Linked DNA regions of Mus musculus: region 1 is linked to region 2. Evidence: chromatin contacts called from ENCODE Hi-C or POLR2A ChIA-PET data. All regions are on one chromosome and are shown on one strand. Each heading gives the region's core, a stretch centred on a gene start or an enhancer-like site at or near the end of the contact. The rest is flanking DNA. Distances are from core to core; before and after follow the strand shown. Region 1 holds the start of Cavin2 (caveolae associated 2). Region 2 overlaps Tmeff2 (transmembrane protein with EGF-like and two follistatin-like domains 2).

Region 1 (6,326 bases), core at 3,717-6,216, 330 kb before region 2:
GTGTGTAGCCTTGGCTGTCCCAGAACTTACTCTATAGACCAGACTGACCTCAAACTCAAAGATTTGCCTGTCTATACCTCCCAAATGCTAGGATTAAAGATGTGCACAACCACTGCCAGGCTTACCATGAATATTTTGATCATCAATACCCATAAGTCTTATGTTATTTATTCTGGTTTATGTCTCATTATATTGAACTCCAATATTGCATTAAACTATTGCCAAAAACGTTTTTAAAAATTGCTGAATTTCACTGGGACTTTCAAATATACCTCTGTGTTCAAAGAGGGAGAGTTTCTCCAGTTCTTAGATACTGATGGTTATAATTTAAAGTCATCACTAAGGAATCAGATGCTTAATAGCTACAATAGCGTTGTGGAACTCAGTTATTGAAACTCAGATTTCAATAAATACATGACATTATTTAAGTAGAATAGATTTAAAACAATGTTAGGAATTAAAAGTCTAATTGTATAAGAGTCTTATAAATCATCTTACACACACACAGAGTCAGATTCATACATATTCATGCTCTCTCAAACACATATTACTCATGTATACTCACACACATAAATACAGATACATACTCACACATATTTGCACACACAGAATCGTGTATGTACAAGCAGACACACACACTCAGGCAGATTTGGGATGCTGTAACAGGATTCCACAAACAGTAAACATAGCTCCTCTTCTCAACATTACAATACCAAATATGCCCAAGTCAAGGGACAGATTATCTTTTTGAACATTGCTCTTATTTTTAAATACTTATTACCCTAAGCCAGAAGCCAGAAAGTACTGAAAAATGACAATTTTTTAAGACACAAAGCACTATCAGTACAGTATATGACATCTACATTCTCTGTGGGTATGAGACAGTCCCCTTCTGCCATACTGTGACATATGTGCTGCTACTAGAAGGATCTATTTAGAGTAGGTATTTTGGAAGAGTCCTTTGCTTTCATAGAGTTATGATACAATGCTCATTCTGACATGATGGTAGTCATATAATGTGTGTGTGGATGTGTGTGCACTAGCAAGTCTCAACCAAAAAGAGACAAAGCTATTTCAAGATCCACAGAAGGGTGGGGTCAGTTTTGGCCTAAGAACATTATTTCTAACCCAGTAGAAGTAGAGCTGCCTGTCTCAGCCCTGCATTTCAGAGCCATGGAGTAATAGAGTCCACTCAATGAGCACTTCCACCATGCCAGTCTGTAAGAATCATTTTAAACATGTCATTTCCTTTATTCCTCACTTGTGGGAGAGATATGAGCCAGGAAGCACTAGTGTTTTAAAGCATATATTCTGGGACCCGTTAAATGTGGCTTTGAAAGCCAACTTTGTCACTTATGTCCAACTTCAGACAAACTACAAGCACATGGAAGGAGTCTCAGCATCCTCAGCGGTAAATTGGGCATAGGCAAGGAAGCAGAGAACGAACGGGGCCTTACAGTGGATGCTGTATTTATCAAGACTGCAGCTATTTCACTCTACTAGTATCTTCTGTGTACAAGGGGAAACAGGGACTTCCAATATCAAATGTGTCAATGATTAACATGGTTGGCAAGTGACCAAGTAGGATGTGAGCCAGTGTCTGTGTGAAAATTTGTCTTCCCACTCACTATCCTGGACTCCACTGTAATAAGAATTATTGTTTCAGCCATTAGCATAATTGGTACCCTATGAAAACCCCTACTTTAAGAAAGAAATGAGACAAAACATTGAAGACGACTGCAGCTACATTTTGTTTTTCAAATGACCATCTTGTGTCTTCAGAGTTGGAATTCTAATTCCCTTTAGCTAGCAGAGGACCTCCTCTGGGTAGGGAAAGGTCTAGCCATGTGCTTGAAGTTCTCTGCTTTCCAAACTGCCCTTTGCACCTGTCGGAGGTGCTTTTGAACGGGCCTAGAACAGCTTGAACTCTCTGCTTGGGCTTCCCATAGTTCCCCTTTTGGGGTTGAGCACCCCTGTTTCATCACTATGGGGGAAATTCTTACCATCTCTGGTGGGATGTCACACCTGTCAATTCAATTCAACAAAACAGATGACTTCGTCAGGCCCCCATCAACAACACATGCCTTTAAGTTTCCCAATAGTCAGATTCACAATTCTCTTGAATATATAGTCGTTTATCTCCCCATTCCCTCTTCTCGCACCTGTAGAACATTCGTATCAAAACAGAAACTAAACCTTAAAATCCTTATTTTCCTTTACTAGGCAAACATTTTCCTTTTCTCCTTAATGAATAAGATGAGATATAGTTCCCCTGATTCATACTGAAGGGAGGGAAGTTTCCTTTGACAGGCCTGTAAATGTTCTGTTTTGTTTTGAAATCACTATTTAATTTGGAAATGTCTCCAGAGCTAAGGCTTGTAGGATCTCTTAGTCTAATAAAGGCAGGATCTCAGATCCTGATGTGGCTGACCACAGCTTTTTCCAGTTCAGCTGCTTCCTGAAAAGCGATTGCATCTGCATTAAAAGCCTAAAAGTTGGTCAAGTAACATATAAAGGCAGGACTATTAGAATTACACCAGACTTCTCATGTATAAAAGCCAGAAGATCCTGGACAGATGTTATGCAAACCCCAAGAGAACACAAATGCCAGCCCAGGCTACTATACCCAACCAAACTCAATTAACATAGATGGAGAAACCAAAGTATTCCATGATAATACCAAATTCAGTTTCCACATGAATGTTGGCTTTCTATTGTTTATGTTGTTATTGAAGATCAGCCTTAGTCTGTGGTGGTCAGATAGGATGCATGGGATAATTTCATTATTTTTGTATCTGTGGAGGCCTGTTTTGTGACCAATTATATGGTCAATTTTGGAGGAGGTACCATGTGGGGCTGAGAAGAAGGTATATCCTTTTGTTTTAGGATAAAATGTTCTGTAGATATCAATTAAGTCCATTTGTTTCATAACTTCAAAAAAAAAAAAAAAAGCCTAAAAGTTTCCCAACTGCAGAAAGCCTGTGAGATACAGGAGCATCACTTGTTTGGACCTCCTAGCTCTCAAGTACAATTTGGGGAGGACACAAAGGCAGCAAGATTAATCTTTCCTTTTATGGCGATAGGCAGGCCAGAGCCCTAACTTGGCAGAGTAGATTCATTAGGAAAAAGAAGGCTCCTACGGTTTAAATTCCAGTTTCTAAATGTCTCTTGGGAGATGAAGGCTCTCCCTGTATGCTTTCACAATCTGTTGGTTATAACCTCTTCCCTCCATGGCTTTGAAAGTCTCTCCTATTCACAGGATCATAAGGAGACAGCCCTGAGGCAGAATGGCAGGGCTTCCTGGGGCCTGGGTTGGCTCAATGCCATCTACGGAAGGGCTTCCAGCATTAGGCAGGGCAGCCCTTAGATTTACAGATGCCCACCACTTGGCTGAATAACAGTTCCACGCAATCTTCCTGTCCCCAGATAGCCTTTGCTACATAAATTGCATCATTGATGCATTAAAAAAAATTAAGTGTCCTTTTCACGGTAAGGCAACTATTTGAAGGGGAAGATATTCAAAGTTGGTCTTTGTGGCAGCCACTGATAACGTTTCTTTTATTTCACTTTGTAGTTGCAGCTTGAGCAATGAGGGGACATAATTAACATGTCTGTAAGGAGCTATACTTTGCTTCCCACATTTATTGGCATCATTTTCTAGAGACAAACTAGAGATTGCTTTGACAAAAGATGACTTCAAGAACAAGACTAGTTCAACTTTCCATTCTGGTAATTTCCCAAACACCAGGGGCCCTTGGAAAAAGGATGGTTTAAAGGTTGTGTGTGTCTTGGTCAGAGCAAAAGAAAACAAATCCTTCACACAGTTACCTCACTTCCACTAAGAGTTAATAAACAGCCACTGGATTAATTTGCCCTGTCCAGCTAACAGCTGCAATCGCAGCCGCAAGTTCCTAATGAAAAGAGACAAATGAATTTGACTAGAGTGGGTGCCCGCACCTGCTCAGTTTCTCACCCTTAACCAAGTGCATCTAGGTGTTCACTGACAAATGTCCCCAGCTTGCCAGGCACACAGGCATTGCCTGAAGGATGGGGGAGATTCCAATCCTTATGGCCACATTTCACAGTTGCCTGCAGCAGGCAGCTAGAAGACAAAGCTTTGTGTGTGAGAGAGAAGCTTGACTGGCAGGGCAGATGGGAAGATGGCCTTGAAAGCTCGGAGGACTGAGCTCAAGTAGGTGGAGGGGTATGCTGGGGACACTGACCTGGAAGATGAGCACTTTGAAGTGGTTGCGTCGGAGGAGTTGGGCGTGGTTGTTCTCCAGTCTCTTCACCTGGACACACTGCCTCTCGAGGCGCTCCCGGACAGCCCGCGTGTGAGCGCTGACCTTGCGAGACTTCTCTAGCAGCTTGCTCACTGTGTTGCTGGTGGAGGCCTGGTACTTGGAGAGCTTGGTGAGGTCGTTCTGGATGCCCTTCACCGAGCCCTCCAGGTTGATCTGACGCTGTTCCATGTTGTGCTGGTTCTCCCTCACGGCGTCCAGCATGTTGACCAATTTATCCAGGAGTGTGTGCACGGTGACAGCATTCACCTGCGAGTTGTCTCGGATGGCCTCCTCTGTGGACCCCAGGTTCAGGCTGGGGCTCGGTGTGGAGGAAGGCATTGGGCTGGGGCTGGATGGCTTCTCCTGGAGCATGTCTGTGTTTGGATGCTGGAACTTTTCTGCCTGTGCAGCGTCCTCTCCCATGGCTGGGCAGCTAGAAACTTACTTCCCCGCTGGAAACTTCTTGCTCAAGCTAGAAGCACAGGAGGCTGGTTGGTCTGAAGTGAGCACTGCTCTCTAGGGCTAGCAGAGGTTTTGAATAACTGGCTAAGCTGATCAGGGGAACTGCATTCCAGTTGCTCTTAAAGGACCTGCTCCACCCAGTGGAAGGCAAAGGTTACAGGACCCACTCAGGGTTCAGTGACAAGCACACACTTCCTAGCCACACTCCGCACAAGCCCGAGTTCTTTTCTGCAGTGGCTTTTCTTTCCTACACCCCTTCCCTTAAAAAAAAAAAAAGTTCAATGCCATATTTCAATCATGAGTTCATTTAGAGGCGGAGAGAAACATGTTAACTTGGCAGAGCTCCCCAGCCTCTGATTGGCTAAATCTAGTAAACTTTTCTCTGGCTGCTATGTTACAGAGCGCCTGTTTTTTTTCCTGGATACAAGTTATTGTAACAGAAAGGAATTGTTTGCTCTTGCCCCAGAGCTGACTGATAGGTTGCAGAACACCGAGTGCCCTTTAGGGGAGGCGCCGAGTTGAAAGGGTCTGTGACGCCAGGGCCAGGTTCGTGCTATTAGTTTCTCATTTGCAAAGCACAGGAGATTATTCTGAAACTGACAAGGAACTCAGCTTGGTGTCCTGTCCTCTTGCAAGATGGCATGCAATCCAACTTGAAAGAGCTTAGACTCAGGGATGTCAAAGCAAGTGGTGTTGCATACTGTGAACTGTTCTGTAAGAGATGGAAATCTCTTAAATGAATGCTTTCTTAGAAGATGGAAGGCAGAGACCCTCTCCTCAAGTAGTCCCTTTGGAGAAAAAAAAGTGCTGGTTTGTTTCCAGTAATTCTGAATTCATGCAGAGCATTTCTCAGTCCCCATCTTTGCGAGGCATTTATTGACACAGGTCCAGAAGTGTGACTGCAAGCCAGGTTGAGTTGGAGTGGTTCTAACGCTTGACATTTCCAGGTTCTTGCTCAGTGAAGTGGCACACCTGTTCTCACATGTGGCCCTCCTTAGCCGGGCCCTTGGGATGTGGGACTCACTTCCTAAAATGACTTTACATGCTTGAATTGGTCTTAAATGTATCCAGATTGTGAAAGTGCTTTTGGCTGAAGGTTTGTGACAGGCATGCCATGAAGGATTTCAAGAACAAATGTCAGCTAGTACTGGGTCAGGAACTGATCGTGGGACATTGCCTTAACGGCAATACCTCTGTGTATGCCGAAGAAACAGTAGATCTTATGGTGGTATATTCATTGGTTGCCTTACACTTAGTCATATGTAACATTCACAGAGCATGTGCCAGGTCCCTCACTGAGTACCTGCTCATTAGGAAGATGCATTAAAGACATTATAGAGGCTCCCAGTTTCCTCAGATAATTGGTAGATAACACTTAAAGTGAGACCTTTAGGAACCAAGATTACAAAATGCCAAAAGAAGATTTGATTGCTTGTACCTTTTAAGAATTTTTTTAAAAAGTTTCTCAAACAAACAACTTATATTTTGTGTATTTTAGTTGGACACTGATGTGTTAAATATTAAAAGCAAAAACCATGAATCTGGTGTTGATTTTCAGAAGCTTAATTTTCTAACAAAATT
Region 2 (6,361 bases), core at 1,381-3,880:
CCGAAGGATCATTAGTAGATTCCCCACAGAACCACATAACCACAGCCACTAGAACAGCAGCAGGGCAGTGGAGGGAGGAAAATATTCAGACACCAAACTTAATAATAGATCTAAATTTTTGTGGAACTCAAACATGTAGAATGAATGAGACTTCGTTAGAAAAGAAATGTATTTTATTACAAATGCCAAATCATGTGTAGGACCCTAAATGTGGTTGTTCTACAAGGCCAGGGGTTCTGGAGTTGAAGCCAGGTATGATCTGTGATTTCCTAGACTCTGTGCATTGCTGTGATAGATATGCTCCTGTAAGATTACAGGGTCCACAGAACAACTTGTTTTGTTAAATTTATGCCATCTAAAATAAATGTGTGATACAGAAAGAGACATTGTAGCAGTGATGATGCTCTAGGAATCAAGCACTAATGAGGTAACAGTACACAGGAGGATCACTGACAGAGAAGAAAGTCTAAGCCAAAGAAAGCAATGAGCAAAGAGCTTCACCCTATGGGAACCACAGAGCTATTAAAATCCGAGAATCCAGGCTAAGGTCATCACGCTGTCATGCTAAAGGCTCATCAACCACAGGACAGCTATTTTATTGCTAGGAAATTGCTAGACAATTGTGGCGTTCACCCGGAGGAAACGCGCAAATGCCTGAGAACCTTTCTCCGACTTTCAATAGCCTCTTCTACCTCACCTCATCTTCTTCTCTCCATTATCTCTCCCTCTTCTACACCAGGGTTCCAACCACATGTAACCTATGAAACAGCACAGTGATTTAGATGAAAATTCTATGACAGAGGTGATTTCATAACTAATGTCCATCAAGAGGCAGGCATCGCACACTTTCTAGTCCAGACTTTCAGATTTATGAGGCATAATGTTAGCAATTAGTCAGCTGTCTTGACTCAGGGATGCTTTGAAAGTCAAATTCATGGGCTAGTCTGGAGACAACTGTGATCTCTTATTCTGATGAAGAAAACACACGCTGGAACCTTCCTTCTCCCAATTCACTGAATGGTACAGTCTCTGAATCATGAGTTTGCTGTGGGCAGAGCAGAGTCTTGGGCATCCTTATGCATGACATTAGACAGATGTTCAAGAGTGGAGAAAAGGAACAAAGAGAAGATGCTACTCCCTTTTCCATTTTCTGAGGTCACATTAGATGCCTGCAGAAACGTATTATATGAAGAGGTGTTTGGTGTTCACCATCTTAGAGACTGAAATTTCAGGCAGAATTTGGAAAATTGCTAACATCTCAAAGGAGAGTCAAAAATAACAAACTTGGGAAAGAAAAGGTATTGGAATGATACTGGCTCTGAGTCCTTTGCTGACTTGAGTAGCACAGAGCTAGTTGAGATCTGTATGCCTTTCCAACTCCATTCTATGCAAATTTAGTGAGAAATATGGATAGCCCCAAGTATCTATCCCTCCAGGGATATCTATGAAAAAACTAAGCTCACATTTACATCCACAACCATGGTTAGCAACTGCCTTGTTTATGCTGACTTACAGTCATCAGCACAAAAAGTGTTCAGCCCGAGTCCTGTGGTCACTGTTCCTGGAAGGAAGTGATTTGAGGATGTACACAAAGAAAGAGAACTTTTAGTATATTTTAAAGCTTCTACATTTCAGCAATCTGAAAACTTCAACCACAGTATGACGATTCGTTAGCTAAAGACTTAAACTGTTAACGCACTTAAGATTTACAACTTCAGATTATTTTAACTTTTCAACTGGAAGAAATAACTTATATTCCAAACCCCAGAAACTGTTGGCTTTAAAGTGAAACCGGCTCCACCCTTAAGGATACAAAGCCACAAAATTAACTTCAAACCAACCCATAAAATAGGCATGGTGTGAGCTCCCCCTACTGGTACAACATTATTCCCACTTCAGGAATCAAACCAGGTTATAGTTTCTGGGACTAGCTGGATAAAACAAGAATTGCAATTTAGAATTCAAGAGAAGAGAAAGCTAAAGGAGTTTGTGAGAACCAAAAACAATCAACAAAATATAAAAAGCACCTCCCCTAACTTTAGAATAGTCTCCACGAAAGACAGCAAAAGACATGTTTATAAATATTTGAGTCAACCTGTAAGTCCCCACCCAGCATCAGACACCCATGAGTAAAATAAACAACTGTCATTCTCAAGACAACCAAGTTCACATTCGCATGCAGACAGAGAAGCCAGCAGAGCTTAATTGAAGTGATGCTTACACACTGACAATGGATCCCCTCCCTTAACAGCACATAAGAAACGCTGCAGGCTTCAGAGAAATAAAATAAATTATGTAGCACCACGGAGGCTGAACAAAGTCTGAGGGCCTTGGGGTTTTCTGCACTGGGAAATGACTTCTATATTGTTATGTGAACTGGGACAATGAAGGGGAAAGCTGTAAGTTTTATACTTCAAGCCACTCAAATTAGTTGTCCGCAGAGCAGAAAATTCAATGTGCAAGAATCAATGATAAATACAGGTAAAGTGCTACTGTGGGGACATTCGCAATAGCAGCACAACGGAAACGCAACAAAGGTGTTGAGGCTGCTATGCTGTTATAGAGAAAATATAGTGTAAGATGGCACTCCTGCTCTGTCTCGATCAACAAAGGGAGCTGTTCCAAGGTGTCTGCTATATTTGTACGGCTGCACTTTGATTATAACTGATTCTGTTATCACAATCTGCTACATAGCCTACATAGCACATAAATGCATAAAGCCATTTAAAAGCCAAATTACTGAGTTCCCTGTTATTGTATTTTACCTTTTACTGCCATACCGGGGATGATGCTGAAACTGTTGATGATAAATTTCAAGGAGTAAATGAAAAACAAAAACGTCAGACTACACAGGCTTTATTGAAAAGCAACCAACTGAAAACTCCTAAGCACGTCAGTGTGTTTGCATCTCAAAGTCTGAGAAAATTGCCTTCGATGAGTATATTGGGCTCAGCACGAGGGCTTTGGTTCTTAAAATGGTGCTCTTTATGAAGTATATTTGTGTTTTAAAATTAAACCAGTAATGTTGATTTGTGACGAACATGGATGAGATAAAGACGCTATTGACATCCTTCCTACCCTTTCCACATACTTTTCTTTTGTTCTGAGTCAGGCAAAGACTCATTGCACAGACTTGGATAGTGATGTGAACTTGATCCTCATGTATCTACCTCCTGACTATCCATGTTCTTCCTTACTTTGGCAAGTAACACTTGTTCACACCCATACTAGCATCTAAATGGACAGAAAGTATTTGTTACCACCTCACTGGCCCTTTGACCAACACTCAGGTTGTGTGGACTCACTCTGCCTTGTTCCACTGTGGCAATCTTTGTGTTAGTATCTTGCTTCAATTTTGCTTCACATACAATTTATTCTCCACCTGGAGGCCTGAACAGTATTTTAAACATATTAAAAAAAAAAGATTGCCCTTAAAACATTTTAATGACCCTGGTGAAAATACAAATTTTTTTTACGACTCAGCTGAGGGTTTTCTGGTCAAGTGCTGTGGTGCTGAACTCCCTCTGCCCTGTATTTCCCAAGGAGCTCGCAGAGTGTATTAGTTACTTCTCTATGACCATGATAAGACACTGTGACCAAGGCAACGTACAGAAGGGACTTTACTGAGAAATACAATTCCAGAAGGAGAAGAATCCATGAGAGGAGTGCAGCACAGATGCAGGAGGCAGAGAAAGCAGGAAGCAGAGAGAGCATACCTGAGTGGGCATAGGTCTGAACTCTCTTTCTGGTGACATACCTCTTCCAACAAGGACACACCTCTTAGGACCTAGGACACACCACAACTAGGACTTAGCCCAAGGATGCACCAATTAGGAACTAAGTATCCAAATGCCCAAGACTACAGGGCATGGAATACAGGTGACTACACGTAGGGACTTGGCATTTGTCGGGAGCATCCTGCTTCTGTACCTTTACCTGCTATTTCTCTTTCTCATAATAAAATTGAATTTTTTCTCCCAAGAGAGATACTTTGTCTTATAGCACCTGTTTTATTTTCTGTAAACTAGTTGTTACTCTCTGAAGTATTCTTACTCAGAGTTTTTTCTTGTCTCTTAAACTTGGTTGGCACAAAGTATGGCATAGCCAATGTCACCAATACGAAGAAAGTACAAAGAAAAATAGAATGCATATTATATAATCAATAATACTACCAGATTGTGTGTGTATGTGTGTCCTTCCATGCATTCTTATGTCCAAGTCACATCACACAAATTTGCTGATTTATGAAAATCTATTTAATAGTAATAACTACTCCCAATCACATTAATAATGCTTAATATGAAATATTGCAACATTCTATTTTAATTTCCCAACTTATGGCAACAACCTACACATGAAACAATGAAGTAAAAAGAAATTTCAGAGCCCAAGGAAGCTAGCTTTGTTCCTCACAACATATGAAAATGTTTAACAAATACTGTTGTGCCTCTTCTTTTAACCATCGAAAATAGAGATGATCTATGTTCCCTGAAGAATCATGCCAATTACTTAATACACGACTATAAATAATCAGACCATAATATGCACCCATGTGTTTTTACTTGCCCAATCTGAAGGTATGGTATCATGCTTAATATTAACATACTATTTGGATGTAGTCTCCCCTCCCCCAGCCTGAAACCTGCTTGCTCGGGGTGGAGCTTCCTGCTCATTCGTTCTGCCACGCCCACTGCTGGAACCTGAGGAGCCACACACGTGCACCTTTCTACTGGACCCGAGATTATTCGGCGGGAATCAGGTCCCCTCTCCCTTCCTTTATAACTAGTGTCCCAAGAATAAAATTTGAGCTTTGATCAGAATGAATTTGTCTTGGCTCCGTTTCTTCTTTCGCCCCGTCTAGATTCCTCTCTTACAGCTCGAGTAGCCTTCTCAGTCGAACCGTTCATGTTGCGAGCTGCTGGCGGCTGCAACATTTGGAGCACTTTTTTATTTACACTTTTGCCATCCCAATAACTTCAAGAAGTATTAAATAACCATTGTATTTTTCTTCCACATGGTATTATACTAGAGACACAAAAATTAGAAGGTTTTTCAAAAGTCATTTCATTTTCATTAACTATAAATTCTGTATACTAAGAATGTTAGGAATACTACTTTTAATTTTGAGATATTTAGTGATAAACACTATTCAGAAAATAACAGGAAGATATATCTACATTTGGAGGAAAAGCCTTGGAGCTGGAGATATGGCTAAGTTTGTTAAGGGATGTGTCCCTGATCTCATTCCAAAAGACTAGATCGAAAGAGGCAGATGGAGGGAGATTCCTGGGCCTTTGCCCACAGGTCACTCTAACTGAATTGGCAAACTCCAGGTTCACTAAGAGACTGAAAAACTGAAGTGGGGAGCAACTGAAGATGCCTGACATTGTTGACCTCAAAGTAAAACATATACAAGCACACATCTATGTGCTACTCAGAGACTATGGCAGCAAGTGTGGATATACATAGGTTTCAACTAGACAGGGTCCCAGGGTTGAGAGGGGAAGTGGAGCAGGAGCTCTCTCCCCTTACCAAGACAGATACATAAGTAAATAAAAGCAAATTTTGGAATAAACAAATATATTTGGAACACTGTGTAGAATAACAGAGCCTCTTGTGTAAGTTCAGGTCTTCAGAGTCTTGATCCAGAATGTCATGGGTGTCATTGTGTACAGCTGTTTTGCTAATGAAGACACTGGCTTCTTTTTCCTGATGCTATGGGCAGTGTTTCTAACATGTTTTGTCAGATGGACTTCTTGATTACTGGCTAAAAGAGTTAAAAAATAAAAACTACAAATATGTTGCGTGTAACTAAATAGCTCTGAATGTGAATTTTGGCTAAAATATAAAATGTTTGTATGCCTCCTGCTCATATTACCACTTCACACCCTCCTTCATACCTGATTTCTACAATATCATCAGAGGAGAATTGCCCCACAAATCTGCACAAAGACAAGTAAACTTTTGTGAAATATCTAGAAAAAGGAGAATTATTTCTGTTGTAAGAATATTTCTGTATAGGAATTAAATTTCAAAATTCTAACTTAAAATACCTTTTCTCTGAAGCTTAAGTGGCACTGTCAGTAGGCAGGCCAGCTATTCATGTCTCCACATGCTCTGGAACCCACTGTGGCAGAGAGGACTCTACTTAGAACACAGCAGCCAGAAAACAAATGGTTGGAGCAGGAGTAGTGCTGTCCAAAGTGTGCAATGATTATTGATTCCTTTCAGTTTTTGTTTACTCAAATAGAATGTCTCTATGCTCCTGTGTGGCTCTCAGATGTGACGTCTTTATTCTCATCTTTCAGAATGCTGGGACTTTAGGCCTGTGCTACCATGCCAGGTTTAAACATATGAACTC

What was found. Hi-C counts contacts between places; a loop is a spot of excess contacts on that map. ChIA-PET counts read pairs that join two places held with the same protein, here RNA polymerase II (POLR2A).
Region 1: a loop to region 2 is called in a map of heart, with 6 times the contacts of the local background. The contact joins the promoter of Cavin2 here to the enhancer-like site in region 2. A Hi-C loop is called at or near these places in 1 of 37 maps with a recorded cell type or tissue (heart). POLR2A ChIA-PET finds 5 or more read pairs at or near these places in 1 of 5 experiments (Patski).

Annotation. Positions count from the first base shown.
Region 1 is chr1:51,287,766-51,294,091 of GRCm38, reverse strand. It overlaps Cavin2 (caveolae associated 2), which reads right to left and starts at 4,966. Exons shown (of 2, transcript NM_138741.1): 1 at 4,224-4,966. The coding sequence starts at 4,706. The region is part of intron 2 of 9330175M20Rik (RIKEN cDNA 9330175M20 gene); the gene reads left to right.
Region 2 is chr1:50,957,984-50,964,344 of GRCm38, reverse strand. The region is part of intron 4 of Tmeff2 (transmembrane protein with EGF-like and two follistatin-like domains 2); the gene reads right to left. Among named protein-coding and RNA genes, the nearest start is that of Tmeff2, 34 kb to the right of the region's middle. Within about 2 kb of position 2,630, at least 1 of the 3 ENCODE cell types and tissues checked has a DNase peak (open chromatin) inside an H3K27ac peak, as active enhancers do.